Linked DNA regions of Homo sapiens: all the other regions are linked to region 2. A link is a loop called in an ENCODE intact Hi-C map of the cell type or tissue named here. Cell type or tissue: heart left ventricle. All regions are shown on one strand. Region 1 overlaps ADGRL1 (adhesion G protein-coupled receptor L1). Region 2 overlaps ADGRL1 (adhesion G protein-coupled receptor L1). Region 3 has its middle 45 kb from the start of LINC01842. Region 4 overlaps ADGRE5 (adhesion G protein-coupled receptor E5). Region 5 has its middle 59 kb from the start of LINC01842. Region 6 has its middle 59 kb from the start of ADGRL1. Region 7 overlaps LINC01841 (long intergenic non-protein coding RNA 1841).

Region 1 (4,000 bases), 48 kb before region 2:
CCAGATCCCATCCCTCTGTTCAGGATTCCCGATGGCTCCCACCTCTCTAGAAAGCCAAAGTCCTCCCTGAGGTCCACAAGGCCCTGTATGGCCTCTGTGACCCCCCTCCCCAGCCGCCCTCACCTCCTTCCACTCTTCCCCTTGCTTGCAGGGCCCCAGCCACATCTCAGCACATTCCTACCCCAGGACCTTTGCACGTGCTGTTTCCTCTGCCCAGAATGCTCTTTGCACAGGTACCTAGATGGCTCACCTCCTCAAGACCTCTGCCGAAATGTCACTTTTTAGGGGAGGCATTTCCTGGCCACCCTGTCTACAGTTGCACCTACATGTATACCCCCTGTCAAGCACACCTTCCTCCATTGCACTTGTGACCAGTTGGGAACTCGGTAAACATCCACTGAATAGATGATCTGCTTTTTGGGTCTATTTCATCTTCATTCATTAAACAAATGAATAAGCATCCACTCCTTGCCCAGGGTTGGGTATGCAACAAGAGCCAGCCCAACCCACAATGGTACTTTCCCGTCAGAGTCCCTCGATGGTGGGGAAGACAGACATTTAACAGCTGAGCCCAAGTCCAGTTAGGGGAGCAAAACACAGAGACCCTGTGTGCTGTGAGAGTGGATATGAGAGATACGAATGCTGTCCTCTGGGCAGAGCCCTTTGGAGGGAGAGCAGAATAAGGAACTGTGTGTGAGAGAGAGACAGACGCTGAGTAGAAGTGATGGGAAGGTGGCAGGACAGCAGGGCCTGAGATGCCATGTTAGAGCATCACAGGCAATAGGGAGCCATGGAGGGTTGTAGGCAGGGAGGGGTGTAATTGGATTTCCATTTTGCAAAGATCGTTCTGACCTCAGGGTAGAGACTGGATGGGACGGGGTGGCAGATAGATGGGGAGATGAGGGAGAAGGTGTTGGGGGCGGGGGCAGGGAATTTTTTGAACGACCCCTACCCCTCTGCAGTCCAGTGCTGCTTGGTGGCCGGGGTGACCTTTATTTTATTTTATTTAGAGACGGAGTCTTGTTTTGTCACCCAGGCTGGAGTGCAGTGGCATGATCATAGCTCACTGCAGCCTTGACTTTTTGGGCTTGAATGACCCTGCTGCCTCAGCCTCCCGAGTAGCCAGGACCACAGGTGTGTGCCACCATGCCTGGCTAATTTTTAAATTTTTGTAGAGACAGGATCTCACTGTGTTGCCCAGGCTGGTCTCAAACTCCTGGACACAAGCAATTCTGCATTGGTCTCCCAAAGTGCTAGGATTACAGGCATGAGCCACTGTGCCCAGCTCCAGGGTGACCTTTAAAAGGTTCTTCGTTGAACAATTATATTTCAGCTTCCTGCTTGTGCCAGGCGCTGTGCTGAGTGTAGTATGCAAACCCCACCCTGCAGAGCCAGCATCTAGTAGCAGAGAGTTCATAAGCAAATAAAATGCATGGCGTGCTGGTGATAGGTATGGAGAAATCAAGTCAGGACATGGTGTAGGAGTGTGGGGGCCAGCAGGACCTTGCTGAACTAGTGATGTTTGAGGAAAGACCAAAAGGAAGATGCAGGAGGAGCTGTGAGGGGATCTGGGGAAGAGAGAAACAGCCCGTGAAGAGGCCCTAAGGCAGAACAGTGCCTGGTGTTTCACATTGTACAGGGCTTGTTTGTTTTTTGTTTTTGAGATGGGGTCTTGCTCTGTTGCCCAAGCTAGAGTGCAGTGGCATAATCTCAGCTCACTGCAACCTCCACCACCCGGGCTCAAGAGATCCTCCCACCTAAGCCTCCCGAGGAGCTGGGATCACAGGCGTGTGCCACTATGCCTGGCTAACTTTTTGTATTTTTGGCAGAGACAAGGTTTCACTATGTTCCCCAGGCTGGTCTGGAACTTCTGAGCCCAAGCAATCAGCCCTCTTCAGCCTCCTGAAGTGCTGGGATTACAGGTGTGCGCCGCCACATCCGGCCCAGTGCAGAGCCTTTGTATGATACAGACTTTGGCTTTTGGTCGAGTGAGGTGGGAGCCACGGAGGGTTCTGAGCAGAGGAGGGAAGCGGCTGACTTAGATGCTCACACGCGCCCTCTGGTGGCCCTGGGGGAAACATACTGTAGACAGTTTCATTTTGCAAAGATTGTTCTCGCCTCGAGGTAGAGATTGGATGGGACAGGGGTGGCAGATAGATAGGGAGACGAGGTGTAGACAGTGAGGTGGGGAAGTGGGGTCCAGCCAGGAGATGATGGGGCTGGACCAGAGAAGCTGAGGAGTGGCGAGAGGTGAGTGGACTCTGAAGGAGTAGCCACAGGACCTGACGGGGCTGGATGTGATGTGAGGGGAGAGGGATCCAGGATGACTGTCCGGTTCCTGAGCCCCTGGAGGGACTGGGCTGCCATCCACTGAGCTGGAGGATGGGGCAGGGACTGGAGATGCTGTGAGAACCCTGCCCTGCCCGAGGATCATGTACCTGGGCCCTCTCTGGGCACGTGCTCTGTCTCTGCGAGGTAGGTCTGTTAGTCCCTGAGCAGCAATGGGGAAATAGGTTCAGAGAGGCCAAGTGCTTGCTCTGAAGCTACACAGCAGATTGAAATTCAGGGGCTTCAACTCTCAGCTGATCCTTCATAGTCACCCCAGGGCCTGCGGCTTCCTTATGGACCTGCCGGATGCCTGAGGGCTTCCTGAAGGAGGCGGGCTCATGGGCGGCTGGGTTTGGGGAGTGGGCAGGAGGCAGGAGATGCAGCCAGAGGGCTGTGTGTGGAGGGGCCGGCTGCTGCCAGGAAGGGAGGAGACCATGAAGGGGGCCCAGATCCCAGATCCCCACCTTGGTTCCCCCACCCCCCACCCAAGGCACTCAGACTCCCACCCACTCGAGCACGCAGAGGGTTGCCATGGCAACTGCAGGCTAGGGCAGGCTAGAGGCGCCCCCTCTCCCCCAGCAGCCGCTTCTCCTCCTGTTGCTCTCCCCATCCCCATCACAGGGCACCCGAGGACAGAGTCTGGGCCTCAGTGGCCCACCCTGCCGCACCGACCCTTGACTTGAGACAGACGCAGGGCTTAGATGCGAACATACAGGCAGGTGTGCAGCCCCGTTTCCCATGGGTGAGATAGGGTCGCCTATGGCTGGGTGCAATGGATTCCTGGGTACACCTGTAATCCCAGCACTTTGGGAGGCTGAGGCGGGAGGATCGCTTGAGCCCAGGAATTCAAGACCAGCCTGGGCAACATGGTGAAACCTCATCTCTACAAAAAACACAAAAATTAGCCGGGCATGGTTTTGTGTGCCTGTAGTCCCAGCTACTCGGGAGGCTGAGCTGGGAGGATCACTTGAGCCTGGGAGGATGAGGCTGCAGTGAGCTGAGAGTGCACCATTGCACTCCAGCCTGGGCGACACAGCAAGATCCTGCTGTCTCAAAGGAAAAAAAAAAAAAAGAGAAGAAAGAAGGAAAGAAAAAAGAAAGACAAATAAGGTGACCAGAGACTACTGAGGTGCAAGGTGGGGACGGACACAGGTGTGGGCTCACCTGGCTTCCCAGGTGTAGAACGTCCAGGCGTGACCAGCTCTGAGGTTGCATAGACACTCAAATACAGTGTGGGCCCGGGGGTGGGGGCTCTTCTGGCCCCCCAGGATCCCCCCACAGCTCACCAAGCCCAACCTGGGGAGCCAGCCCTCCCTGGGTTCAAGCCCCCTTACCAGTTGAGTGTCCCTGGGTATATCTCTTCAATGACAGGACCTCACTTTCCTCCTCTGTAAACTGTGGGTACAAGCATCTCTCCTTCCTAAATGGTTATTAGGATTACATGAGTTACACGTGGAAGCTGCTCGGGCTGGCACTTGGAGCTGTCCGTCACTGTCCCAGGCATCTCAGGTGGTTCCTTGCTGGAGAGCCCAGCTAGATGCTCACCCTGTCGTTTGCTGTTTCCTGTAAATGGTTTCTTTAAAGTTCTGTGGCTCAGGCCCTTGCCCCCATCTCTGCCTCCCTCCTCACTCTCTTTGTGTCCTGACTCCCTATATGAATTTCCTAGGCTCCC
Region 2 (4,000 bases):
CCCGCAAGCAAACCTGCCCCCTCTGCCTCCCAGTGCACCCAATGACCCCCTCCCTTGGGGCGACTCCTGATGAAGCACAACTCCCCGCAGGGCCCCCAGCCCACAGGGGTGGCCATATTTGGGCAGTTCCCAGTCCTGTGGGCTCGGCTATCTGGGGAGCAGATTTTGGGTCTGGATCTCCCTGGGGAGTGGGTCCTGGGCTTGGATCTTTCCCTAGGGGGCCCTCTTACTCCTTCCTCTCTCCTCCTCCTTCCCCATTGCTGTAAATATTTCAACGAAATGGAAAAGAAAAAAAAAAGACAAAAAAAAAAAAAAAGAAAAGAAAAAAAATCTCATCACTTGAAGCCACCGGGAGCCTGCGGCCCGGGCCAGCCCGGGCTTTCTCCGGAGCAGAGCAGCGCTGCTGGCCTGGCAGCCAGGACTTCTCCGTGTACGTGCATCCCCAGTCCCCGCCGGGGCGGGCGGGCCGCCAGAGCAGCTTTTTACAATCCAGAGACAGAAAACAAAATCTAGATGCAACAGCGAAACAAAGAACCCATTTCCTTCCTGGCACCCTCCTTTCCTGCTCCGCCTGCCCGGCATCATCAGCCCTTCTGGGGCGTGTACCTCTCACTGCCTGCCCCAGGACCAGAGGCCTGTCTCCCCCTTCCCTCCCCACCGGCCCGGGGGAGACCTCTTCACACCCAAAGATGCTTTGTCAAGATGGCTGCGCTGTCCCTTTGAGTTCCTGCTTCTTGTATATTGCTCTGGGGACTCTCGCCGGGGAAGATGGGGCTGATTTCCCACCTAGAGAGGTTGATGGCAGAAGGAAAATGGGGAGGCACTGGGGTTGTGGAGGGCATGGGTATGGCTGAGGAGGGTGCTGGGAACGGCAAGGCGGTCTGGGGGATGGGGAGGGGCAAAGGTGAGAGATCACCTTCCCTATCCTCCACCTTCCCGCAGGGAAGACGAAGCCAGGTGCCAGGGCTGGGGTCGGGACACCCATGTTCTGGGCGGCTTGACCCCAAATCCCAGACCCCGGAAGCTCCAGGCTCGGGATGTGTCCTGAGCACCTGTCCCGGCCCCCTCCTCTCCAGCCTGTCAGGCCAGCCTCCCCAGCCCCCTTCCCTCAACTCTAGGGGCAGCATAGCCCCAGGCCACCCTAGCCCAGCCCCTGCATTGCCGTTTCCCCAGAGGTGGCCCCTCCACCTCTGCTCTGACCTCTCCCCATCTCTCTGCCCCTCCTTTTCTCACAAGTGCCATGAGTTTTCAAACATCTTCGGGTCTCAGCCTGCTGCTGCCATGAACTTTGTTGGGTTAAGGGGGAGGGGCTCTAGGAAGGAACTGGGGGGAAGGGGACAGGTAGGTGGCTGGAGGGACCCTTTTTGCTGCTAGAAAGCCCCTCCCTTCTCCCGGGGAGCTGGGGCTGGCTTGTCCCCATCAATTAGGGGAGAAGGGGTCAGACCAAAGATGGTGGTTTGTCCCGTGTAAGGGAACAGGTGTGGGGAAGAGGTGGGGTTGGGTTCCAACTCTGGCTTTTTCTGGTAGAAAGGCCTAACCCATTACACCAGAAGACCATGGGTGAAGTCTAGATGGGGAGGAGAAGTGAGGCCAGGGACAGTCTTGCCAGACGACTCTGAGGAGGGCAAGGGACAGTTCCATGGCCCTTCCCGGACTGCACTAGGCTGGGAGCTCTGTTGTGTGGAGGGGTGGTCAGAGGTCTGTGAAGAGCGGGCAGGAGGCATGAGCAGGCGAGGAGCTGGCCTGTCCCGGGAAGCAGCCCAGCCTGTGGCTGCCCCCGACACCAGGAGGAGGGCCAGGAGAGTTCCAGGGGGCTGAGGCACACAGAGAGGCCAACTTCCTCCCTGCCCAGCCTTCCTTGTATCTCTCCAGACTCGGACAATCAAAGGGAGAGAGGGTGTATCGGGTCCTGTTCCAGCCGGCATCGCCGGGTGGCTTCCAGGCCTCAGAGCTGTGTGGCAGGGCCCCCTGCTGGGGCTGGACATCACTGCAGTCCAGTGCAAAGCCGCCCCCAGAGCCCAGGTGTCCCCCCAACCTAACCAGACCTGGTGCCTTGACGCCCCCACCCCAGCTGGGACGGTACAGAGAAGGGTCTTGGTTTCCTCTCCTACTCCCTTCCTTAGGCTCCTGAACTCGTTTGCTCCTAAATCTTGTTAATTCTTTTTCTCTGGATTTTGGTTTCTTTTGGCTTTCCCTTGCCTTCCCCTTTCTCTGTCTCCAACACTCTTTCCCCATGTCTTTCTGGCTGTCTCTATGTTCCTCTTCTCTTATCCTCAACTTTCTGTCCATTCGGGCCTCCTCCCCACCTCCCACGCCCCAGCCCCTCCCTCCTTGGTCTCCTTTTCGATATGCCAAACCAATTTTGGGTCGAGTGCATTTAACGAGAACAAAACAAAAGGCTCATAACAACAAGAACGTTTCAGAAAAAAACAAAAAGTTTTAAAAAAATTGTTGAGTCAAAAAGTCAAACAATAAAGAAATTAAGATTTCTTGGAATGACAAGAGTGGTGTGACTTCTTGAGTGGGGGAGTAAGAAATGGGTGAATAGCTGGGCGCGGTGGCTCAGGCCTGTAATCCCAGCATTTTGGGAGGCCGAGGTGGGTGGATCACTTGAGGCCAGGAGTTTGAGACTAGCCTAGTCAACATGGTGAAACCCCATCTCTACTAAAAAGACAAAATTAGCTGGGCGTGGTGGCAAGCACCTGTGGTCCCAGCTACTTGGGAGGCTAAGGCAGGAGAATTGCTTGAACCCGGCTGGGAGGCAGAGGTTGCAGTAAGCCAAGATCGTACCACTGCACTCCAGCCTGGGCTATAGAGTGAAATTCTGTCTCAAAAAAGAAAGAAAGAAATGGTTGAGCAGATCTGCACAGGGGCGTCCCCATGGGCTCTGGTCTGCACTCGAGCATTCAGAACCCCTGGCAGAGGCTTGACAGTTATAGAATCATTCACGTTTATGAGACCTTGGTAAGTTCCTGGGCCTGGTGGAGCATTTCATGTGCAGTTTCTCTGAATCCTCACAAAATCCTCCCAGATGGAGACAGCGATTAGAGTTCCATTTTACAGATGGGGAAACTGAGGCTTACAGCCCTCAGATGCATGCCCAAGTCTCTCTGACCAGGCCACTGTTCCATGCTGTCTCACAGAAGCCCTTCTTGGCCCAGACGTCTGTCCCCAGGCTGTACTAGAGCAGAGCTCAGGAATTTTACACTGTGATGTCTCATTACAATTGCCATTCCTACACTCCCACACGCTACTGGCAGGGAGTGCTTTCAAACTTGACACACGGTGGAATTGCATCATGTGTATTTCACGTTGTCAGTTCACCAACGAACTGCCCATGCTCAGAGAGAGGCATAACTACTCAAACTACAAGGATCCTTTTCCGGGCCCCTCTGCCTTAAAAAGATACCTGTGTCTAGGACACCACCCACCTCCCCACAACAGCCACTCCTTCCCAGTCTTCATGGCTGGCTCCTTCTCATCTGACCTCCTAATGATGGGGAACCCAGGGGCTCAGTCCTTAGACCTTTTCTCTCACTCCCTGGAAGGTTTCACCCCATCTCATGGTTTGAAATGCCTCCGGGTGGGTGCAGTGGCTCATGCCTGTAATCCCAACACTTTGGGAGGCCGAGGCAGGCAGATCACGAGGTCAGGAGTTCGAGACCAGCCTGGCCAACAAGGTGAAATCCCGTCTCTACTAAAAACACAAAAATTAGCTGGGTGTGGTGGCGAGCGCCTGTAGTCCCAGCTGCTCAGGAGGCTGAGGCAGGAGAATCGCTGGAACCCAGGAGGCGGAGGTTGCAGTGAGCTGAGATCGCACCACTGCACTCCAGCCTGGGCGACTGAGACTCCATCAGAAGAAAGAAAAGAAAGAGAAGAGAAAGGAAAAGAGAAACGGAGAAAGAAAGAGAAAGGAAGGAAAGAAGAAAAAGAAAAGAAAGAAAAGGAAAGAAAGAGAAAGAGAGAGAGAGAGAGAAAGAAACGCTACCTATACACTGAT
Region 3 (4,000 bases), 140 kb before region 2:
TAGCTGGGATTACAGGGGCACACCACCACACCTGGCTAATTTTTATATTTTTAGTAGAGATTTTTATATATTTGCCATGTTGGCCAGGCTGGTCTCGAAGTCCTGACCTCAGGTGATCTGCCTGCCGCAGCCTCCCAAAGTGCTGGGATTACAGGCATGAGCCACCATGCCCGGCTGTTATCACCATTTTACAGGTGGTGAAACCAAGACACAGAACAATGCAGTGGCTCCCACGTGTGGATAAGAAGTAGCTTGTGGATTTGAACCCAGGACACCTTGTCTGTGCATTGAGCCAGGCCGATCTGCACCCAGGCACCTGCCCAGGTAGATGCAGGGCCTGTGAGATTCTTCCAAGGCCTCCCATTTTGATGGGGTCCCCAGGCCTCCAGGCCTGCACTGGAGCTGGTCTGCTTCCAGGTGGAGCCAATGGAGGGTCCTGGTGCGGGGGAGTCGGCGTTGGCGGGTGATTGATGGTTTAATATCTCGCGCTGCGACCCGGGCCCCTCCTCGCCCACGCCTCTGCGGGCGGCCCCCAGTGAGAGGTGGAGATGGGATAATTCGGTTACCAAAAAGAGAATGAAAATTCCAGAGAGAGAAAGAGACAGAGAAAGAGGTGCAGACCAGGGAGTGAGCTGGGAGCTGATTTGGCAGGGCTGGGCTTGGATGGGAGGGAGGAGGCCGACTCTCAAATCCGGAATCCCTCTGGGGGCCTGGGGACTCACAGGTCCCAGCCGTCTTCAACTCCCATCTGACTTCCTGTCTTGAGAACAGAGACAGCAGATATGACAAGTGAGAGGTCACAGGCAGGGGCAAGGCCTCAGAGGAGAGGGAAGCATGTGGCCTCCGCCTGGGACAACTGCTGGCAGGTGAGGCCAAGGGGAGGTAGGGACTAGTGGAGTTGGGGTGGAGGGAACAGGAGACTCCAAGTTCCCAGCTCAGAGGCTTCTGGTCATCCTTGACTCGAGTCCTCTCTCTCTTTTTTTTTTTTTTTTAGATGGAGTCTTACTCTGTCTTCCAGGCTGGAGTGCAATGGCATAGTCTAGGCTCACTGCAACCTCCGCCTCCCGGGTTCGAGCAAGTCTGCTGTCTCAGCCTCCTGAGTAGCTGGGACTACAGGCGTGCAGCACCACACCTGGCTATTTTTTGTATTTTTGGTACAGACGGTGTTTCACTGTGTTGGCCAGGCTGGTCTCGAACTCCTGACCTCAAGTGATTCTCCCACCTTGGCCTCCCAAAGTGCTGGGATTACAGGCGTGAGCCACCGTGCCCCGCTGGAGTCCTCTCTTTTTTTCTCTTTCCATCCACGTTCAAACCTCGGACTTCATTTCTTCCCCACCTCCCCGGCCCTCACTTGGTCCAGCCCAGCATCCCTCACCTGGTCCAGCCCAGCATCCCTCACCTGGACTGTGCAGTTCCCTCTACCCTTGCTCAGGTCTCCAGCCTGGCCCTGAAGCCTGTTCCCTCCGCAGCCTCCAGAGGGCGCGAGCGAACACCTGATCAGGCCACGCCCCCTCCTCCCGCTCAGAACCGGGAAAGCTCCCACCTTGTGTTAATTTCCCATGGTTGCCGTCACTAGCTAGCATTTATTTAACGACGCAAATTATCCTACAGCTCTAGAGGTCAGAGATGTGGTTCAGGGTCTCACCTGCCTAAGACCAAGATGTCAGCAGGCTGCAGTCCTTTCTTGGAGGTTTTAGGGGATGATCTATTTTTTGCTCATTTAGGGGTGCAAGATTCAGTTCCCTGGGGTTGTAGAACTGAGGCCCTGTTTTCTTGCTGGTTGTCCATTCCCCGTTTCTAGAAGTTGCCTGCATTCCTTGGCTCGTGGGCCCTCCCTCCATTTTCAAAGCCAGCAATGACGAGTCAAGTCCTTCTCATATGACAGCCTTCAACTCCCCTCTGCCGCCCCCTTGCATTTTAAGGACTTGTGTGATTAGATGATCCAAGGTCATTTCCCTGTCTGAAGATCCTTAATTACCTAATCAGCAAAGTCCCTTTTGTTGCATGAGGTAGCAATTCACTAACCCTGCTTCTCAGGGCCTGGCTGTGTCCAAAGGAGTCTTTCTCCTTTAGACACTTTTAAGTGTCTGACCTGTCTTCTGCCTCTCCCTGGGCACCTGCTCCCTGCTCAGCCTGCCTCTCCCGCAATTCAAGCCAGTCATATGCTTGACACTCCTCCAGGAAGCCTCCCTGAAGTACCCATGTTTATCAACCCGCTGGAGCAGTTACCAGCCCCTTTCTCCTATCCTCCCCAGGCCATGAGATCTTGAAAGTTTAGGATGAGGAAGTAGATACCTTGGGAAGGAGGGCATTATTCTCCTTACCAACTGCCTCACTCAGAGCAAAACTCCAGTCCTCACGGAGGCCAGAAAACCCAGCTTTCTCCAAGCAGATGGGCCTCCTTACTGTTCTCCAAACTCACCAAAGACATCCTGCCTCAGGGCCTTTGCACAGGCTGTTCCCTCTGCCTGAGTCATCCTCCCCAGATATCCACATGGCTCCTCCCTCACCTCCTCCAGGTCTCCCTTCACTTGTGCCCCTCCCCAGGGAAGCCTTCTCTGATGCACACACACCCAATTTACAACATCCACAGACTCTTATTGCTTTTTTTTTTTTTTTTTTTTTGAGACGGGGTCTCGCGCTGTTGCTCAGGCTGGAGTGCAATGGCGTGCTCTCAGCTCACTGCAACCTCCACCTCCGAGTGCAAGTGATTCTCCTGCCTCAGCCTACCGAGTAGCTGGGATTACAGGCATGCTCCATGACACCTGGCTAATTTTTGTATTTTTAGTAGAGACAGGGTTTTGCCATGCTGACCAGGCTGGTTTTGAACTCCTAGCCTCAAGTGATCCGCCCGCCTCGGCCTACCAAAGTGCTGGGATTACAGGCCTGAGGCTGCTGTATTTTCTCCATTGCACTGGCTGCTTTTGGCTACAACACAGAATATTCATTCCTTGTTCATCTTGTCATCGCCCAGGTCTCCCACTGGAAAGTCAGCTCCAAAAGGGAAGTTCCTCCACACTGTTCCCTCCTGGCTCTGTATGCCGCCCCCTTCCCTGGCCCTTGGCATACAGCAGGTGCTCAATAAGTGTTAGGGCTGGGCGCAGTGGCTCACACCTGTAACTACCAGCACTTTGAGAGGCCAAGCGGACAGATTTGAGCCCAGGAGTTCAAGACCAGCCTGGCCAACATGGCAAAACCCCGTCTTTACTAAAAATACAAAAATTATCCAGGTGTGGTGATGCATGCCTGTAATCCCAACTATTCGAGAGGCTGAGAAATGAGAATTGCTTAAACCTGGGAGGCAGAGGCTGCAGTGAGCAGTGATCGTGCCACTGCACTCCAGCATGGGCGACAGAGCGAGACTGTGTCTCAAAAAATAATAATAATAAGTGTTTGTTGAGTGAATGGATGGCAGGCAGGCAGGGCCCCAGCCCAGAGGAGGATGGGGACCCAGTGGAAGGTGGGAGCGGCAGGTGGAGAGGGATTGGTGTGGAGATGGTAGAGAAAAAGACCTTCTAGAACAATCCTGGGGGTCAGGTGGTCCCTGTGATGAAATGAACCAGCATTGTGTGAATTCCGGTCAAGGGCTGATCTGTCATGATCTCTATAACATGCTTTTCACAGGGAAATGTGTCCCCCCTGCCCCGCAATCCCCTTGATAAAATCTTAGCCTTATGACTTTGTTCTCTGTTCATCTCAGATAACAGATGTTCCTGGAGTCGCCTTAGTCACAGGGCAGCTTGGCTTCAATTCAAAACAAGGAATGTCCAGACCCAAGCTGGGGCCTTGATTTAGACTTCAATCCTATTTCCTTCTACCTCTCCTCCATCCCCACCAGCGTCATGTTCTGGGGGTCTGGGTGGTGCTAGGGCCCCTTCCTTCTTGCTTTCCTCTCCTTTCCTTTCACGGCCAGGGCTGCAGCTCCAGGAGGGAATATAGTGTGTCAAATGGTGGCCCCCCAAAAGGATGTGTCCACACTCTGGCCCCTGCAACCTGTGAA
Region 4 (4,000 bases), 260 kb before region 2:
TGCCACTCCCTCCTGGTGGCACACGGGATCAGGGAGGGAGGGTGGAGGGAGTAGAGTGGTGGACGAAGGGAGGATGGATGGTCTTCGTGTACAAAGCTGCTGTGGCCACAGGAGCTGCTGGGCCGTCCAGAACCATGCGCCTTCATATGCCGGACTCTGATGCCCTGAGGGCCTGGAGAGGAGAGCCCAGAGGCCTGAGCCCCGCTAGCCCTGGTGCCTTCCTGCCCACACCCGCCCCAGGCGCAGCCCCTTACCCGGGTCTGATTGTGGCCAGTGCCAGACGTGGTGGAGGTGAATTCTGAGTACTTGCTCCCCCCAGCAACTAGGCAGGCCCACTTCCGGTATTCTTCCCGAACCTGCCGGCCCAGACACCAAGTCAGGGCAGGAGCAGGCCCTGGGACCATGCACGCTCCTCCCCATGCTCTGCCCTCAGCCCCACCTTCTTGGTGTTTTTGTGTTTGTCTTTTTTTTGAGATCGGGTCCCCCTGTCACCCAGGCTGGAGTGTAGTGGCACCATCATAGCTTACTGCAACCTTGAACTCCTGGGCCCAAGTGATCCTCTTGCCCCAGCCTCCTGAGAAGCTGAGATGGGTATTCAGCACACCCGGCTTTTTTTTTTTTTTTTGGAGACAAGTCTCACTGTCACCCAGGCTGGAGTGCAATGGTGCCATCTTGGCCCACTGCACTCCTGGTTCAAATGATTCTCCTGCCTCAGCCTCCCAAGTAGCTGGGACTACAGGCGTGTGCCACCATGCCTGGCTAATTTTTGTATTTTTAGTAGAGACAGGGTTTCACCATGTTGGCCAGGCTGGTCTTGAATTACTGACCTCAGGTGATCTGCCCACCTCGGCCTCCCAAACTGTTGGGATTACAGGCGCCTCACCCTGGCTATCTTTGAATTTTTTTGTAAAGACAGCATCTGGTTATGTTGCCCAGGCTGGTCTCCAACTTCTGGGCTCAAGCAATCCTCCCACCTCAGCCTCCCAAATAGGTGGGAGGATGACAGGCGTGCGCCACTGTGCCCAGGCCCCCACCTTCTTGTTGAGCAGGCAGTGCAGCAGGTAGAGGAAGGCGCCCTGCAGGCAGTTGAGGATGGTAAACACATAGGTCAGCACCAAGCTCCGATCGTCGAAGATGAACAGGCCAAAGACCCAGGTGCAGCCCAACAGGAAGAGCTGCGCGATGGCCGTGATGGTCAGCGCCCTGCGAGGAGCGGGGTTGCAGCGTGGGCCCCCACCTCACCTCCAGCTTCATGCCCCTCACCCCGGCCCCGCCTCCAAGTCCTTCCAGCCTCTCCTCTCACCTCGCCTTCTTTAATTTCTTCATGTCTGGATTGATTTCAGAAAACTTCTGAGTGAGCTTCCAGACGGTAGTCACGAAAATGACAGCATTGCACTGGGCAGGGAGCAGATTGTGGGTTAGAGGGCGAGAGCGATGGTCCAGCCGGGCCTGGGCCTGTGGCGCTCGGGCTTCGGTGGAGGGAGAGTGGGTACTTACCAAAATGATGAAGGTCACAGGTCCCAAGAAGCTCCAGAGGAAGCCCTGCTCAAAGTCCAACCAGCAGCTAGGAGGGAAGGGAGGGGTCCCATCAGTGCCCCAGGAAGCCAGGAGCGGAACGGAGGGCGGCCGGACATTGTGTGTGGCACTGCCTGTGAGCCCCAGGCCCAGCACCCCGCCTTCCTCCTGCCCCATCTCGCTGCACTCACTATCTGGGGCGGCCGTAGCCCTTGCTGTAGATGGCAGCCGAGACGCCCACGATGAGCAGGGGCACGCCATAGCCGATCAGGCAGAGCCAGCGCGTACTCAGGCCCTGGCCTTGGAACACGCGCACCACAAGAAAGTAGAGCTCCAGGCCTTCGAGGCTCATCCAGCAGAAGGCGGCCAGGAAACAGTAGTGCAGCAGCCCGGCCACCAGGCGGCAGCGCAGCCCCACCTGCGGGGCGGGGACGGAGGGGCGGAGCGACGTCAGCGCGGGGAGGGGCATGCGGCGCCAGAGCCAGTCGCCTGCCAGGTCCCGAGAGTGGGCGGGACCACAGCCGGAGGGTGGGCGGGTCTGGAGCGGGGGCCAGGTTTCCCCCCAGGGCCCACCCCCAACAACGCTCAGAAGCGAGCGGGCACTCGGGGTGTGGCCAGGCAGCTCCAAAGCCAGCGCCCTTTAAAGAGACAACCCGACCCCCCGGTGGGCGGGGCCAGATCCCGGACAGGGGCGGGGCCTCATGCCTCCAGGGCCCGCCTACCCGACTGAGCCCCGGGAGTGGGCGGGGCTAACCCCTCCCAGGCCTCCCTGACCCCAGAGCTCAGGAGGGAGCGGGGCGGGACCTCACCTGGCCGCCTTCGTTCTCGATGCCGGCCAGGAAGATGGTGGAGCCCACGAAGAGGCAGATGCAGAGGTGCAGGTGTATGGTGGTGCGCGAGCCCTGGATGGGCCGCACCAGCAGGAAAGTGAGGATGCACAGCAGCAGGCAGAAGAGTGACAGCGCCAGTCCCACCCTGGTGATCAGGGTCAGCTTCCAGTCCTAGGAGTGGCACCGGGTGCTCAGGGTTCCTTCAGGGCATGAGGCCTTCCTGCCCTCTTTGTGGTCCCTTTTCCCCCCCACACTTTGACGGGCCCACCTCTCTGACCTCCTCCCTTGTCCCTCCTAGATCTGGCCACACTTACCAGCTGGAAGGGGAGTCTAGGGATTTCACATTTTTGTGCTTGCTGGGCCTTTGGCCTGGACCACAGGCGCCCCCCTTCTCTGCCTGGTTAATTGCAGTTTTCGACAAGGCCCAGCTTAACGATGGATCCTACTGAAGTCACGTACAGAAAGTGGTGCTCCAGGCTGGGTGTGGTGGCTCATGCCTCTAATCCTAGCACTTTGAGAGGCTGAGGGGGGGCAGATCACCTGAGGTCAGGAGTTCGAGACCAGCCTGCCCAACATAGTGAAACCCCGCCTCTACTAAAAATACAAAAATTAGCGGTGCATGGTGGCATGCACCTGTAATCCCAGCTACTTGGGAGGCTGAGGCAGGAGAATCGCTTGAATCCGGAGGCGGGGGTTGCAGTGAGCCAAGATCACACTACTGCACTCCAGCCTAAGCGATAGAGCAAGACTCTGTCCAAAAGAAAAAAAAAAAGAGGCCGGGTGCGGTGGCTGACACCTGTAAGCCCAGCACTTCGGGAGGCCGAGGTGGGTGGATCACCTGAGGTCAGGAGTTTGAGACTAGCCTGGGCAACATGGTGAAACCCTGTCTCTACTAAAAATACCAAAAATTACTCAGGCATGGTGGTGCACGCCTGTAATCTCGGCTACTCGGGAGGCTAAGGCAGGAGAATCCCTTGAACCTCACTAGCTGAGATTGTGCCACCATACTCCAACCTGGGCGACAGAGACTCCGTCTCAAAAAAAAAAAAAAACGGGCAAGTGGTGCCCCCTTGGAATGCTCTCCATGGGGAGCTTTTAGTTGACATCTCACAACTGGTACGGGATGGACAGGCAGAGGAGCGGAGCTAGTGGCTGCACCCAGTGTATAGTTGCTGGGTTGTAGAGAAGAGGCCAAAGGAAGAGGCTGCGAAGGGTGTGACGTGGGGACACCTGGGCTGTGCAACCATGCAGATATATCTGAGCAACCAGTAGGGCTCCATGGAGAACTAGCTGCCTGTCTGGTTGCAGCTGGACCTCATTACCTGTGGGCACTTGAGGATGCCTCCAGCTACTTACCTCCACGTCATAATGAGCCATAAGGATCGCAAAGCTGCTCAGGTGGCTGCATTGGCAGGTGGTGCTGCCGTTCTTGCTGCCCAGCACCTGGCAGCCCTCGGTGGCCCAGTGCCCTCCCCTGTCGCTGTCACTCTTCCAGAAGGCACAGAGCAGCTCCTGCCGTGGCCCAGGCATCACGTCCTGTGGGCAGATGGGGGTGGTCAGAAAGGTTGGCCTGGAGCTCACTCTTAGGTCCTGGGCTTGGGCTGAGTCTAAGAGGGCTGCTTTTTACTAGATGAGTATTGACCGAGCGCCTACTG
Region 5 (4,000 bases), 130 kb before region 2:
AAGAGAGAGGTGTGAGAAGGAAAAAGCAAGTAGAGGCTGGGAGCGGTGGCTCACGCCTGTAATCCCAGCACTTTGGGAGGCTGAGGTGGGCGGATCACTTGAGGTCAGGAGTTCAAGACCAGCCTGACCAACATGGTGAAACCCTGTCTCTACTAAAAATACAAAAATTAGCTGGGTATGATTGCGTGCGCCTGTAGTCCCAACTACTTGGGAGGCTGAGGTGGGAGAATCGTTTGAACATGGGAGGCAGAGGTTGCAATGAGCCAAGATCACACCACTGCACTCCAGTCTGAGTGACAGAATGAGACTCTCTCTCAAAAAAAAAAAAAAAAAAAAAGCAAGAAGACAGAGGGGGAGGAAAGAATACACAAGAGAAAAGGAAAACAGCCACGTGAGACATTAAGGCAGAACTGAGAAAGGTAGCTGGGTGCAGTGGCTCATGCTTATAATCCCAGCACTTTGGGAGGCTGAGGAGGGAGGATTGCTTGAGGCCAGGAGTTCGAGACCAGCCTGACCAACATGGCAAGACCCCATTTCCACTAAAAAGAAAGAAAAGGGCCAGACACAGTGGCTCACACCTGTAATCCCAGCACTTTGGGAGGTTGAGGCAGCCAGATCACCTGAGGTCAGTATTACATGCGTCCATATGACGAGACCACCAAACAGGCTTTCTGTAAGCAATAAAGCTTTTTAATCACCTGGGTGCAGGCGGACTGAGTCCAAAAAAGGAGTCAGCAAAGGGGTGGGGCAGTTTTATAGGATTTGGGTAGGTAGTGGAAAATTACAGTTAAACGGGGTTTTCTCTTGTGGGCAGGGGCGGGGGTCACAAGGTGCTCGGTGGGGAGCTCCTGAGACTCATTGTCCAGGAGAAGGAATGTCACAAAGTCAATTGATCAGTTAGGGTGGGGCAGGAACAAATCACAATGGTGGAATGTCATCCACCATTAGCCAGTTAAGGCAGGAATTGACTATTTCACTTTTTTTGTGGTTCTTCAGTTGCTTCAGGCCGTCTGGATGTATACGTGCAGGTCACAGGGGTTATGATGGCTTAGCTTGGGCTCAGAGTCCTGACAGTAAGGAGTTTCAGACCAGCCTGGCTAACATGGTGAAACCCTGTCTCTACTAAAAGTACAAAAATTAACCGGGCTTGGTGGCAGGCACCTGTTATCCCAGCTACTCAGGAGGCTGAGGCAGGAGAATAGCTTGAACCCGGGAGGTGAAGGTTGCAGTGAGCTGAGAACACACTACTGCACTCCAGCCTGGGCAACACAGTGAGACTCTGTCTCAAAAAAAAAAAAAAAAGAAAGAAAGAAAAGGGCTGGGCGCAGTAGCTTACACCTGTATTCCCAGCACTTTGGGAGGCCAAGGTGGGCGGATCACCTGAGGTTAGGAGTTCGAGACCAGCCTGGTCAACATGTCAAAACCCTATCTCTACTAAGAGTACAAAAATTAGCTGAGCGTGGTGGTGGGCGCTTGTAATCCCAGCTACTCAGGAGGCTGAGGCAGGAGAACAGCTTGAATCCAGGAGGCAGACGTTGCAGTGAGCCAAGATCACGAAACTGCACTCCAGCCTGGGTGATAAGAGCGAGACTCTTTCTCAGAAAAAAGGAAAAGGAAGGGAGGGAGGGAGGGAAGGGAAGGGAAGGAGAGAGGGGGAAGAAAGAGAAAAAGAAAGAGAGAAAGAAAAGAAAGAAAGAGAAAGAGAAAAAAGAAAAGAGAGAGAAAAGAAAGGAAAGATGTGGGGATTACTGGGGGGTTTTGGATCCTGTGACTCCAGCCAAAAGCACCTGCAGGAGCTGTCCCACTTTCAAAGTCCCTTGGCCCATGACATGCAATTTTAATTGCAGAGCAAGCTCGTGCAGTTAAGTAGGGGCCTCTCACCCCATTTTACAGAGGACAAAATGGAGCCTTAGAGAAAGAACACTGACATGTTTGACTGTGTCTCCACCCAAATCGCATCTAGAATTGTAATCCCCACGTGTCGAGGGGAGGGACCTGGTGGGAGGAGATTGGATCACGGGAGCATTTCCCCCTTGCTATTCTCGTGACAATGAGTTCTCACCAGATCTGGTTGTTTGATAAGCGTCTGGCACTTCCTCTCTCTCTCTCTCTCTCTCTCTCTCTCTCTCTCTCTCTCTCTCTCTCTCTCTCTCTCTCCTCTCTCTCTCTCTCTCTCTCTCTCTCTCTCTCCCCTGCCTCCATGTACGATGTGCCTTGCTTTCCCTTCACTTTTTGTCATGATTGTAAGTTTCCTGAGGCCCCATCAGCCATGCGGAACTGTGAGTCAATTAAACCTTTTTTCTTCATAAATTACTCACTCTCACATAGTTCTTTATAGCGGTGTGAAAACAGACTAATACAGACATGTTTGCTCCAAGATCCTAGAACTAACTTATTCATTGTGGGAATGACCAAATGAAGTCAAGAGCAGAGGATGGAAAACTTTTTCCATCAAGGATCAGAATCTAAATATTTCTGTCTTTGCAGGCCACATGTTCTCGCTCTCTTTTTTTTTTTTTTTTTTTTTTGAGACGGAGTGTCACTCTTGTCACCCAGGCTGGAGTGCAATGGTGTGATCTCAGCTCACTTGCAACCTCTGCCTCCCAGGCTCAAGTGATCCTCCCGCCTCAGCCTCCAAAGTAGCTGGGATTACAGGCATGTGCCACCACACCCTGCTAATTTTTTGTATTTTTAGTAGAGATGGGCTTTCACCGTGTTGCCCAGGCTGGTCTCGAACTCCTGAGCTCAAGCGATCCGCCTGCCTTGGCCTCCCAAAGTACTGGGATTACAGGTGTGAGCCACCACGACGATCTGATGCTCCTCATTTATAGAATCCACCCTGTAACCCTCCTGGCAACAGAATCTTAGACAAGGAGTAGTTGCCAGAATTCCAGCCCCTGAAATACACAGGAAAACAAGATGTAGATAGGCTAACAGATAATCCAACACATTCAAAAAGGTGACAAATGGCAGTGTTGGCCACAGGGTTCGAAACATGCTAGAAGGAGGAATTGGAAGTGTTTTGGGCCATGGTGGAAATCCAACTCCATTCCAGATGTCCAACACAGCTTCCTTGTTCCATGAGGTCATTGCCTCCCAGTGTCTCTTTGGTTGCGTTCCTCCCCACAAAGCAATAAAAGTTGGATGACAAAGTTGAGCCCTGGTGAATGAAGGGGATATTAAAAATAAAGAATGGAGAATTGTTGGTAATAAAAGGAAATGAGCAGGACGGGGCGCTGCGGCTCACGCCTGTAATCCCAGCACTTTGAGAGGCTGAGGCAGGAGGATTGCTTGAGCCCAGGAGTTTTGAGACCAGCCTGGGCAACATAGTGAGACCCCCATCTCTACAAGCAGTAAAAAAAAAAAAATATTAGCCAGGCATGGTGGTGTGCACCTGTGGTCCCGGCTACTCTGGAGGCCGAGGATGGCTTGAGCCCAAGAGTTTGAGGCTGCAGTGAGCTATGATTGCCCCACTGCATTCCAGCCTGGAGGACAGTGAAATCTCATCTCAGAAAAAAAAAGAATAGCCAAGCATGGCGGCTCACACCTGTAATCCTAGCATTTTGGGAGGCCGAGGTGGGCATATCACCTGAGGTCAGGAGTTTGAGACTAGCCTGGCCAAAATGGTCAAACCCCGTCTCTACTGAAATACAAACAAATTAGCGGGGCGTAGTGGCACATTCCTGTAGTCCCAGCTACTCGGGAGGCTGAGGCAGGAGAATCGCTTGAATCCTGGAGGCGGAGGTTGCAGTGAACCGAGATTGCGCCACTGCACTCTAGCCTAGGTGACAAAGCGAGGCTCCATCTCAAAAAAAAAGAGAGAGAGAACGTGATGATTCTGTGATCTCTAATGAACAGAAATGAGCTGACTCCTTGAGCTGCCAGGGATGTACTAGGCATTGATTTCCAGCCTCTATGGCTGCAAGCTATGAACCCTTCATGACCTCACCTAGGTTTGTATGCAAACTGGGCCTCTGTTGTGAAACTGAGGTCAGGGTGA
Region 6 (4,000 bases), 120 kb before region 2:
GATCTCCCAGTGCTGGGTGGTGGAGGCAGGATTCGAACCTAGGCTGCTCTGTCTTCCAAGTTTTTGTTTCTTATTTTATTTTATATTTTATTGTTATTATTATTATTTTGAGAAAGGGTCTCACTCTGTTGCCCGGGCTGGAGTGCAGTGGCACGATCATAGCTCACTGCAGACTCAAAACTCCTGGGCTCAAGTGATCCTACTACCTCAGCTCCCCGAGTAGCTGGGACTAGGGGTGTGCCACCATACCTGCCTTTTTTTTTTTTTTTTTTTTTGTAGAGACAGGGTCTCACTATGTTGCCCAGGCTGGTCTCAAACTCCTGGACTCAAGCAATCCTGCCTCAGCCTCCCAAAAGTGCTGAGATTACAGGTATGAGCCACTCATGCTCAGCCTGCCACAGCCTGGGCAACATAGTGAGACCCCTTCTCTACCGAGAAAGAAAACAAAATTTAGCATAGCGTGGTGGCATGCACCTGTAGTCCCAGCTACTCAGGAGGCCAAGGTGGGAGGCTCACCTGAGCCTAGGACTTCAAGGCTGCAGTGAGCTATGATCACGCCACCGCACTCCAGCCTGGGCAACAGAGCAAGGCCTGGTTTCAAAAAAAATAAACAAACAAAAATTGTAAAAACATTTTTAAAAATGTCAGCAGGCCGTCTATTTGATACTGCCTCTGTTTCCCCCATTAAGCCCCCGCATTTCCCGCGAATTCCTCCCAGACCCGGCCCAGCAGAACACCCCGCCTCGCCCCCGCTCCTCCCACCATCCAACCAGAGCTCACTTCAAAGGTGGGAACGGAGGCCAGCCAGGCACCCAGAGAGCCCCCTGAACAACCGACATCGCCCGGGGCCCGAAAAGCGCTGGCAACTCGGGTTAAAGCCGTGCGCCCTCGGAGGACGCATCCTAATCACCTCGGCAAAGAGCCGAGCCAGGCCGGGGGCCAGGGGCTCCACTCCCTCCAGCGGCGCTGGTTTCTTTAAGGAAAGGAGAACAGCAAGTCAGGGCGGCTCCCCAGCTCCCAAATCCTCCTTCCCCTGATGGGGACCAAGGGAGGCCAGGGCTGGCCGAGGGGGAAGTGGGGGCCGTCTACCTGGATTCTGGAGCCACAAGAAGTGGATTCCAAGATCGGGGATTGGGAGGGGCAAAAACGAGCGGTGTCCTCGCCCACAGGTGGGTAGGTGTTGGGAGTCCCGAGATGCTTGTGGGTGGGGGGGGAACCCACCATCCCTTCTCTGTTTTAGGGGGGCCCTAGAGGTCTCCCAATGCGCTCCAGTTTTCCAGCCCTCATTCGCTGCGAGCTAAACCCAGCCCGGGGGCCTCCCTGCCCGGAAAGGGCAGGAACCGAGAGTTAAGCAGGATTTAGAGGCCCGCCCGCCTGCGGAGAGATTAGATGCGATCAATAAACAGAGGGCTGGGCAAAGATCCCCTCGGAGGGGCTCCTTAAGACCGTGACCCTGAGAAGTAATTAACAAGCTTGCTGGGGCTGGGCCAGCCCCGGGGCAGCCCCACCCCCAAGGCAGCTCCTCTGAAGCTGGGGCTGGGGTCCGGCTGCTTTGGCTCCAAGGCTTCTGGGGGTGTAAGTGGGGGGCTCACCAGGCTCCCTCTTCCTCTTCCACACCAACTCTGTGGGTTCAGAATCTGGGTCCTCCAAACTGCTACTCCCTGGGGAGCCCAAGGGATCACTGTGATGGAGGCTTCATTGATTGATTGCTTGCCGCCAACCAGTCACTGTCTAAAGCTTTGCATAGCTCCCTCAGTTCGCACCACAGTTCTAGGCAGCAGGTTACTAAGACCAGGTCTACTTTACAGATGGAGAAACTGAGGCACGGGACAATGAGAGGCCTTGTCCAAGGTCACACCACAAGTAAATAATGAATCTGGGATCCAAATGCAAGCATTTGGGGACCAGGGCTTCAGCCCTTATCCCTAGGGACTACAGTTTCTTTTGTCCCCTTCCCACTCCCAAAATTGCTCCCTCCCGAGACAAGGCATCACCAGTAACAGCACCTTATTGTCCCCCAGCCATTGTTCTGACACCTTTATCTGAAACTCAACTTAGCATCCAGTGCAGTTAAAACTCTCTAAGAACTGAAGCGCATATTTAAAGGTCTGCGCAGGCCGGGCGCGGTGGCTCACACCTGGAAAGTAATCCCAGCACTTTGGGAGGCCAAGGAGGGCAGATCCCTTGAGGTCAGGAATTTGAGACCAGCCTGGGCAACATGGTGAAACCCCATCTCTACTAAAAATACAAAAAGTAGCCAGGTGTGGTGGCGCATGCCTGTGGTCCCAGCTACTTGGGAGGCTGAGGCAGGAGAATCACTTGAGCCCAGGAGGTTGAGGCTGCAGTGAGCCAAGATCACACCACTGTATTCCAGCCTGGGTAACAGAGCGAGACCCTGTCTCGAAAATAAATAATAATAAAATAAAAGTCTATGCATAAGCTAAAGGAGGTGACCCCGAAGTCTTATAAGCTCCAGGAAGGTGGGAGATCTGAGCTGTTTTTCCTTGACAAGTATAAGGTCTAGCATGTGGTGGGTGGTTACTATATTCTGGTCAAGTTGAACTGATGGTTGTGGCCCTCACTTATAGCCAATTTGCTTGTGGTTTAGACACAATAATAACAAGCTTGGTGATGTCAAATGGAGACAAGGCACAACTTAGGGGGATATACCGACAGTACTCACGGCAAAGGATGGAGTGAAATCTTGCCTCCTCCTCCACTTACTTGCAGTGCCTTGATCCTCCTTCCTTTCTTTCTTTCTCTTTTTTTTTCTTTTTTGAGACAGAGTCTTGCTCTGTTGCCCAGGCTAGAGTGCAGTGGCACGATCTCCGCTCACAGCAACCTCCACCTCCCAGGTTCAAGCGATTCTCCTGCCTCAGCTTTCCGAGTAGCTGGGATTACAGGCGCCAGCCACCACCCCCAGCTAATTTTTGTATTTTTGGTAGAGACCGGGTTTCACCTTGTTGGCCAGGCTGGTCTGGAACTCCTGACCTCAAGTGATCCGCCTGCCTCAGCCTTCCAAAGTGTTGGGATTATAGGCGTGAGCCACCGCGCCCAGCCCTCCTTTCTTTCAAATGGGTTCTTGTGACTGTTATAGAAAATAGTGTCTGTCAAGGTGTTTAGCCTTTGTGCATGGAACTTAGTAAGCACTCAATGAAACATTCACTTGATTTTTTTTTTTTTTCTGTAAGAGATAAGGTGTCTATCATTCTGTGGCCCAGGCTGGAGTGCAGTGGCACGGTCATAGCTCACTGCAGCCTTGGACTCCTGGGCTCAAGCCATCTTCCCACCTCAGTCTCCCAAAGTGCTGGGATTATAGGCATGCACCAGTCTACCTGGTCTCACTTACATTTATTATTTATTTATTTATTTTTTGAGACGGAGTCTCGATCTTGTTGCCCAGGCTGGAGTGCAATGGCTCAATATCGGCTCACTGCAACCTCCGCCTCCTGGGTTCAAGCAATTCTCCTGCCTCAGCCTCCTAAGTAGCTGGGATTACAGGCACGCGCCACCATGCCTAGCTAATTTTTGTACTTTTAGTAGAGACGGGTTTCATTATGTTGGCCAGGCTGGTCTTGAACTCCTGACCTCAGGTGATCCACCTGCCTCAGGCTCCCAGAGTGCTGGGATTACAGGCGTGAGCCACCGCACCCGGCCTTAAATTTTTTTTTTCAACAGGGTCTCCCTCTCTTGCCCAGGCTGGAGTGCAGTGGCATGATCTCAGCTTACTGCAACCTCCAACTCCCGGGTTCAAGTGATTCTCATGCCCCAGTTTGCCAAGTAGCTGGGATTACAGGCGTGCACCACCTTGCCCAGCTACTTTTTGTATTTTAAGTAGAGATGAGGTTTCACCATGTTGGCGAGGCTGGTCTCAAACTCTTGACCTCCAGTGATCCACCCACCTTGGCCTCCCAAAGTGCTGGGATTACATGTGTGAGTCACCATTCCTGGCCCAGACATAAGATCTTAAAAACCAATGGCAGGTATGAAACCCCGTCTC
Region 7 (4,000 bases), 200 kb before region 2:
CTTGAATAAATTGTCACTTTTGCCTACACTCTTTGTCTACTGAGGTCTGTAGGGCCATCCCCACCCTCATCAACAGGAGTGGCTCATGGACTCATTCTATCCTTTCTAGCCACTGTGATTGGTTCCTAAATGACATGTGACCCCAAACTGTCCAATCAGAGGGAGCCCAGGAATTATTATTTTCTTCTTTTGAAGCAGGGCTTCACTTTGTCACCCAGGTGTGAGTGCAGTGGCACGATCATGGTTCCACTGCAGCCTCAATTCCCAGGCTCGAGTGATCCTCCCTCCTTATTTTTTAATTTTTTTTTATAGAGATGAGGTTTCACTATGTTGCCCGGGCTGGTCTCAAACTCCTGGGCTCAAGCAAGCCTCCTGCCTTGGCCTCCCAAACTGCTGGGATTACAGGCATGAGCCACCACACCCAGCCAGATTACTTTGTTTGAGCCCGTGAATCCAGCTGTCCCTGAAGCCAACATATCTTAAACTTTTCAATGACACAAACCAATAAATTATCATTATTTTTTCTTTAAGCCAGTTTGGGTTTGGATTTTTTACTTGCAACTAGAATAGTCTTCCCCAATCAACCACCTCTCCCTCCCTCCCTTGCTCACTCTCTTCTTTCTTCTCTCCCTCCCTCCTTCCTCCTTTCTCTCTCTTTTTTTTTTTTTTTTTTCAGGACCAACTCTGGTCCAGGCTGGAGTGCAGTGGCATGATCTTGGCCCACTGCAACCTCTGCCTCCCAGTTCAAGCAATTCTCCTGCCTGAGCCTCCCGAGTAGCTGGGATTACAGGCACCTGCCACCATGCCTGGCTAATTTTTGTATTTTTAGTAGGGACGGAGTTTAGCCATGTTGGCCAGGCTGGTCTCAAACTCCTGACCTCAAGTGATCGGCCCACCTTAGCCTCCAAAAATGCTGACATTGCAGGCGTAAGCCAGCGCGCCTAATTTAATCTCTACTATATCTTGGCAGAGTCACTATGTCCTCCAACACAGCTGAATCAAAACCGTATTTCACCTTTCTGCCAAACAGCTCTCCACCCATCATTCCCTCCTCCGCCTTCCCCTGCCATCCCCTCCCCCACTCTGTGTGGGGGACTCTGCCCAGTATGGGAATGAATTATGGCTCCCCCACTAGAGGGCTGCGTGCCCTCGCTAAGTGACTTCACCTTTCTGGGGCCTCACTTTCCCCATCTATAAAATGAGGTCATAACAGTATACCCATTGTTCCCAAGTCTGCCTCCTCTCTAACCACGCCCTTTTTTTTTTTTTTTTTTTTTGAAACAGAGTCTCGCTCTGTCACCCAGGCTGGAGTGCAGTGGTGCGATCTTTGCTCACTGCAATCTCCACCTCCTGGGTTCATGTGATTCTTGTGTCTCAGCCTCCTGAGTAGCTGGGACTATAGGTGCCCGCCACCATGCCCAGCTAATTTCTTTTTTTCTTTCTTTCTTTCTTTTTTTTTTTTTTTTGAGATGGAGTCTCCCTCTGTGAGGCTGCCAGTGGAGTCCAGGCTGGAGTCCAGTGGCATAATCTAGGCTCACTGCAACCTCTGCCTCCCGGGTTCAAGCGATTCTCCTGCCTCAGCCTCCTGAGTAGCTGGGACTACAGGCGCATGCCACCATGCCCAGCTAATTTTTGTATTTTTAGTAGAGACAGAGTTTCACCACATTGGCTGGGATGGTCTCAAACTCCTGACCTCCTGATCCACCCACCTCGGCCTCCCGCAGTGCTAGGATTACAGGCATGAGCCACCGCGCCCGGCCTCTAATTTTCATATTTTTAGTAGATACGGGCTTTCACCATGTTGCCCGGGCTGGTCTCGAACTCCTGATGTCAAGTGATCTGCCCGCCTTAGCCTCCCAAAGTGCTGGGATTACAGGCGTGAGACACCATGTCAGTCCTCTAACCCCTTCTGACTGACCCATCACTTGAGCCTTGCTCACTTGCCCTGCTCCGGCCCTCTGGCCCCTGCTCCTGGCTCACTTGCCCTGCTCCCCCAAGTCCACTCCTTGGCCATAGAAGAAGGTCTCAACCCACCGGACCCCCACGGCCACCACAGTCAGGTCTGGAACTCTGAGGAGGCTGTTGTCATCACCCCCATTTCACAGATGAGGATACTGGGCCCTGAGTCACCCAGCCAGGATCTAAACAAGGCAATTTACATAAGAGAGGTAAAAGTGTGGCCAGGGGCAGTGGCTCATGCCTGTAATCCCAGCACTTTGGGAGGCAGAGGCAGAAGGATCTCTTGAGGCCGTAAGTTTGAGACCAGTCTGGGTAACATAACAAGACCCCATCGCTGCAAAAAACTATTTTTAAATTATCTAGATGTGGTGGTGCGTGCTTATAGTCCCAGCTACTTTGGAGGATCGCTTGAGGCCAGGAGTTCAAGGCTGTAGTGAGCTATGAGCATACCACTGCACTCCAGCCCGGGCAACAGAGTGAGACCCTGTCTCTGTAAAAACAGAGAGCAAGGGCCGGGCACAGCGGCTCATGCCTGTAATCCCAGCACTTTGGGAGGCCGAGGTGGGCAGATCACTTGAGGTCAAGAGTTCGAGACCAGCCTGGCCAACATGGTGAAACCCCATCTCCACTAAAAATATTAAAAAATTAGCCAGGTGTGGTGGTGTGCGCCTGTAATCCCAGCTACTCGGGAGGCTGAGGCCTGAGAATCATTTGAACCCAGGAGGCACAGGTTGCAGTGAGCCCAGATCATGCCACTGCACTCCAGCCTGGGTGACAGAGTGAGACTCCATCTCAAAAAAAAAAAAAAAAGAGAGAGAGAGAGAGCAAAAGAGAGATAGAAGGCCGGGCGCAGTGGCTCACGCCTGTAATCCCAGCACTTTGGGAGGCCGAGGCAGGCGGATCACGAGGTCAGGAGATGGAGACCATCCTGGCTAATACGGTGAAACCCCGTCTCTACTAAAAATACAAAAAATTAGCCGGGTGTGGTGGCGGGTGCCTGTAGTCCCAGCTACTCAGGAGGCTGAGGCAGGAGAATGGTGTGAACCTGGGAGGAGGGGCTTGCAGTGAGCAGAGATCACGCCACTGCACTCCAGCCTGGGCGACAGAGCGAGACTCCACCTGAAAAAAAAAAAAAAAAAAAAGAAGAAGTGTGATAAGCTGGAGAATTCCCAGGAAGGAGTGGTTCAGGGGAGAGAGGGTGGTCAGGGAAGGCTCCCTGGAGGAGGTGACATTTCAGGACAAAAGCTTCTCAGACACAGCACCATCAGGGGGGAAAGTAAGCCAGGCAGGGGGAACACCAGGGACAAAAGTTCTGAGTTGGGAACCAGTGCGGTGTGTTCAAAGCCCATCAAGGGGGTTAGGAGGAAGGCAGGGAGATGAGGGCTGGGAAGTGGGTGGGCCCTAATTCTTACATTACTACAAACCCAGGCAGAGGAGCAACAAGCTAGATGAGCTGCAGATGAGTGATGTCTTCTCGGTGCCCACCAGGATTTCATCTCCGAGGGCAGCCTTTATTCCCTGCTCACTCTGCCTGGCTCATCGCAGCCCTGGCCCCATTTAACAAGTGAGGAAACTGAGACTCCAGGCAGCATTCCCATGCCTGAAACCATCAGCTCCAGCTTCCCCAGGCCCTGCTACCCTCTAGGTGGCACAGAATTCTAGGAGCCCTTGGCTTACCTGGGAGGTTGACTTGGGGTCCTTAAGACCAACCCATGGCCACCTCTTCCAGGAAGTCTTCCTGCCTTGAGCTGGCTGGGAACCTCTCTCCTCTGAATCCCGCTCTTGCTTGCGGCAGGCCCGGCAAGTGTGTTCTCTGAGGGGAGACTGGTGGTTTCCGATCCTCCGGACCCCACCCAGCCCATCGTGCCCCTCCTTGCAGGGAAATTAGAAAAAGCAAAAGGGAGGAGGCACTTCTGGAAGGGAAAATATTTTGATTCTCTGAAGGCACAAAAATTGCCTGATTCCTGAACAATTAGGGGTAATTAACCCTTCACAAGGTAGTAATTAAGTCGGTGCCTCTGAAGCCTTAATTACAAGCTCC

What was found. Hi-C counts contacts between places; a loop is a spot of excess contacts. Peaks named below come from ENCODE experiments on the same cell type or tissue, not always from the same donor. Only the 100,000 strongest peaks of a DNase experiment are listed, where the experiment ranks them.
Region 1: a loop joins it to region 2, with 2.4 times the contacts of the local background. A loop is called at or near these places in 27 of 110 quality-filtered maps.
Region 3: a loop joins it to region 2, with 5 times the contacts of the local background. A loop is called at or near these places in 17 of 110 quality-filtered maps.
Region 4: a loop joins it to region 2, with 4 times the contacts of the local background. A loop is called at or near these places in 46 of 110 quality-filtered maps.
Region 5: it touches region 2 in a loop (2.1-fold over the local background); 18 of 110 quality-filtered maps call a loop at or near these places.
Region 6: it touches region 2 in a loop (2.0-fold over the local background); 2 of 110 quality-filtered maps call a loop at or near these places.
Region 7: it touches region 2 in a loop (4-fold over the local background); 82 of 110 quality-filtered maps call a loop at or near these places.

Annotation. Positions count from the first base shown.
Region 1 is chr19:14,194,281-14,198,280 of GRCh38, reverse strand. All of the region lies in intron 1 of ADGRL1 (adhesion G protein-coupled receptor L1), which reads left to right. Among named protein-coding and RNA genes, the nearest start is that of ADGRL1, 9.9 kb to the left of the region's middle. In heart left ventricle, CTCF peaks have their summits at 1,867 and 2,076 (motif pointing left); a DNase peak (open chromatin) is centred at 2,040.
Region 2 is chr19:14,146,239-14,150,238 of GRCh38, reverse strand. It overlaps ADGRL1 (adhesion G protein-coupled receptor L1), which reads left to right. Exons shown (of 23, transcript NM_014921.5): 23 at 1-2,496. The region is part of intron 1 of ADGRL1-AS1 (ADGRL1 antisense RNA 1); the gene reads right to left. Among named protein-coding and RNA genes, the nearest start is that of ADGRL1-AS1, 11 kb to the right of the region's middle. RefSeq lists an enhancer at 1,618-2,361. In heart left ventricle, a CTCF peak has its summit at 1,959 (motif pointing left); DNase peaks (open chromatin) are centred at 468, 987 and 1,948; H3K4me3 peaks cover 1,026 bases; H3K27ac peaks cover 1,950 bases.
Region 3 is chr19:14,286,493-14,290,492 of GRCh38, reverse strand. No RefSeq gene overlaps it. Among named protein-coding and RNA genes, the nearest start is that of LINC01842, 45 kb to the left of the region's middle. In heart left ventricle, CTCF peaks have their summits at 1,308 and 1,507 (motif pointing right); no DNase peak of the experiment used is centred here.
Region 4 is chr19:14,404,264-14,408,263 of GRCh38, reverse strand. ADGRE5 (adhesion G protein-coupled receptor E5) reads right to left here. Exons shown (of 20, transcript NM_078481.4): 13 at 3,702-3,881; 14 at 2,325-2,516; 15 at 1,707-1,933; 16 at 1,498-1,564; 17 at 1,304-1,395; 18 at 1,035-1,203; 19 at 255-356; 20 at 1-172. The coding sequence ends at 143. Among named protein-coding and RNA genes, the nearest start is that of DDX39A, 13 kb to the left of the region's middle. RefSeq lists enhancers at 238-467, 1,850-2,479, 2,613-2,907, 2,480-3,109 and a silencer at 1,816-2,335. In heart left ventricle, a CTCF peak has its summit at 1,904 (motif pointing right); DNase peaks (open chromatin) are centred at 216 and 1,973; H3K4me3 peaks cover 465 bases; H3K27ac peaks cover 675 bases.
Region 5 is chr19:14,273,023-14,277,022 of GRCh38, reverse strand. No RefSeq gene overlaps it. Among named protein-coding and RNA genes, the nearest start is that of LINC01842, 59 kb to the left of the region's middle. In heart left ventricle, no CTCF peak of the experiment used is centred here; no DNase peak of the experiment used is centred here; H3K27me3 peaks cover 803 bases.
Region 6 is chr19:14,262,843-14,266,842 of GRCh38, reverse strand. No RefSeq gene overlaps it. Among named protein-coding and RNA genes, the nearest start is that of ADGRL1, 59 kb to the right of the region's middle. In heart left ventricle, no CTCF peak of the experiment used is centred here; no DNase peak of the experiment used is centred here; H3K27me3 peaks cover 2,085 bases.
Region 7 is chr19:14,350,741-14,354,740 of GRCh38, reverse strand. All of the region lies in intron 1 of LINC01841 (long intergenic non-protein coding RNA 1841), which reads left to right. Among named protein-coding and RNA genes, the nearest start is that of LINC01841, 11 kb to the left of the region's middle. RefSeq lists an enhancer at 3,749-4,000. In heart left ventricle, no CTCF peak of the experiment used is centred here; no DNase peak of the experiment used is centred here.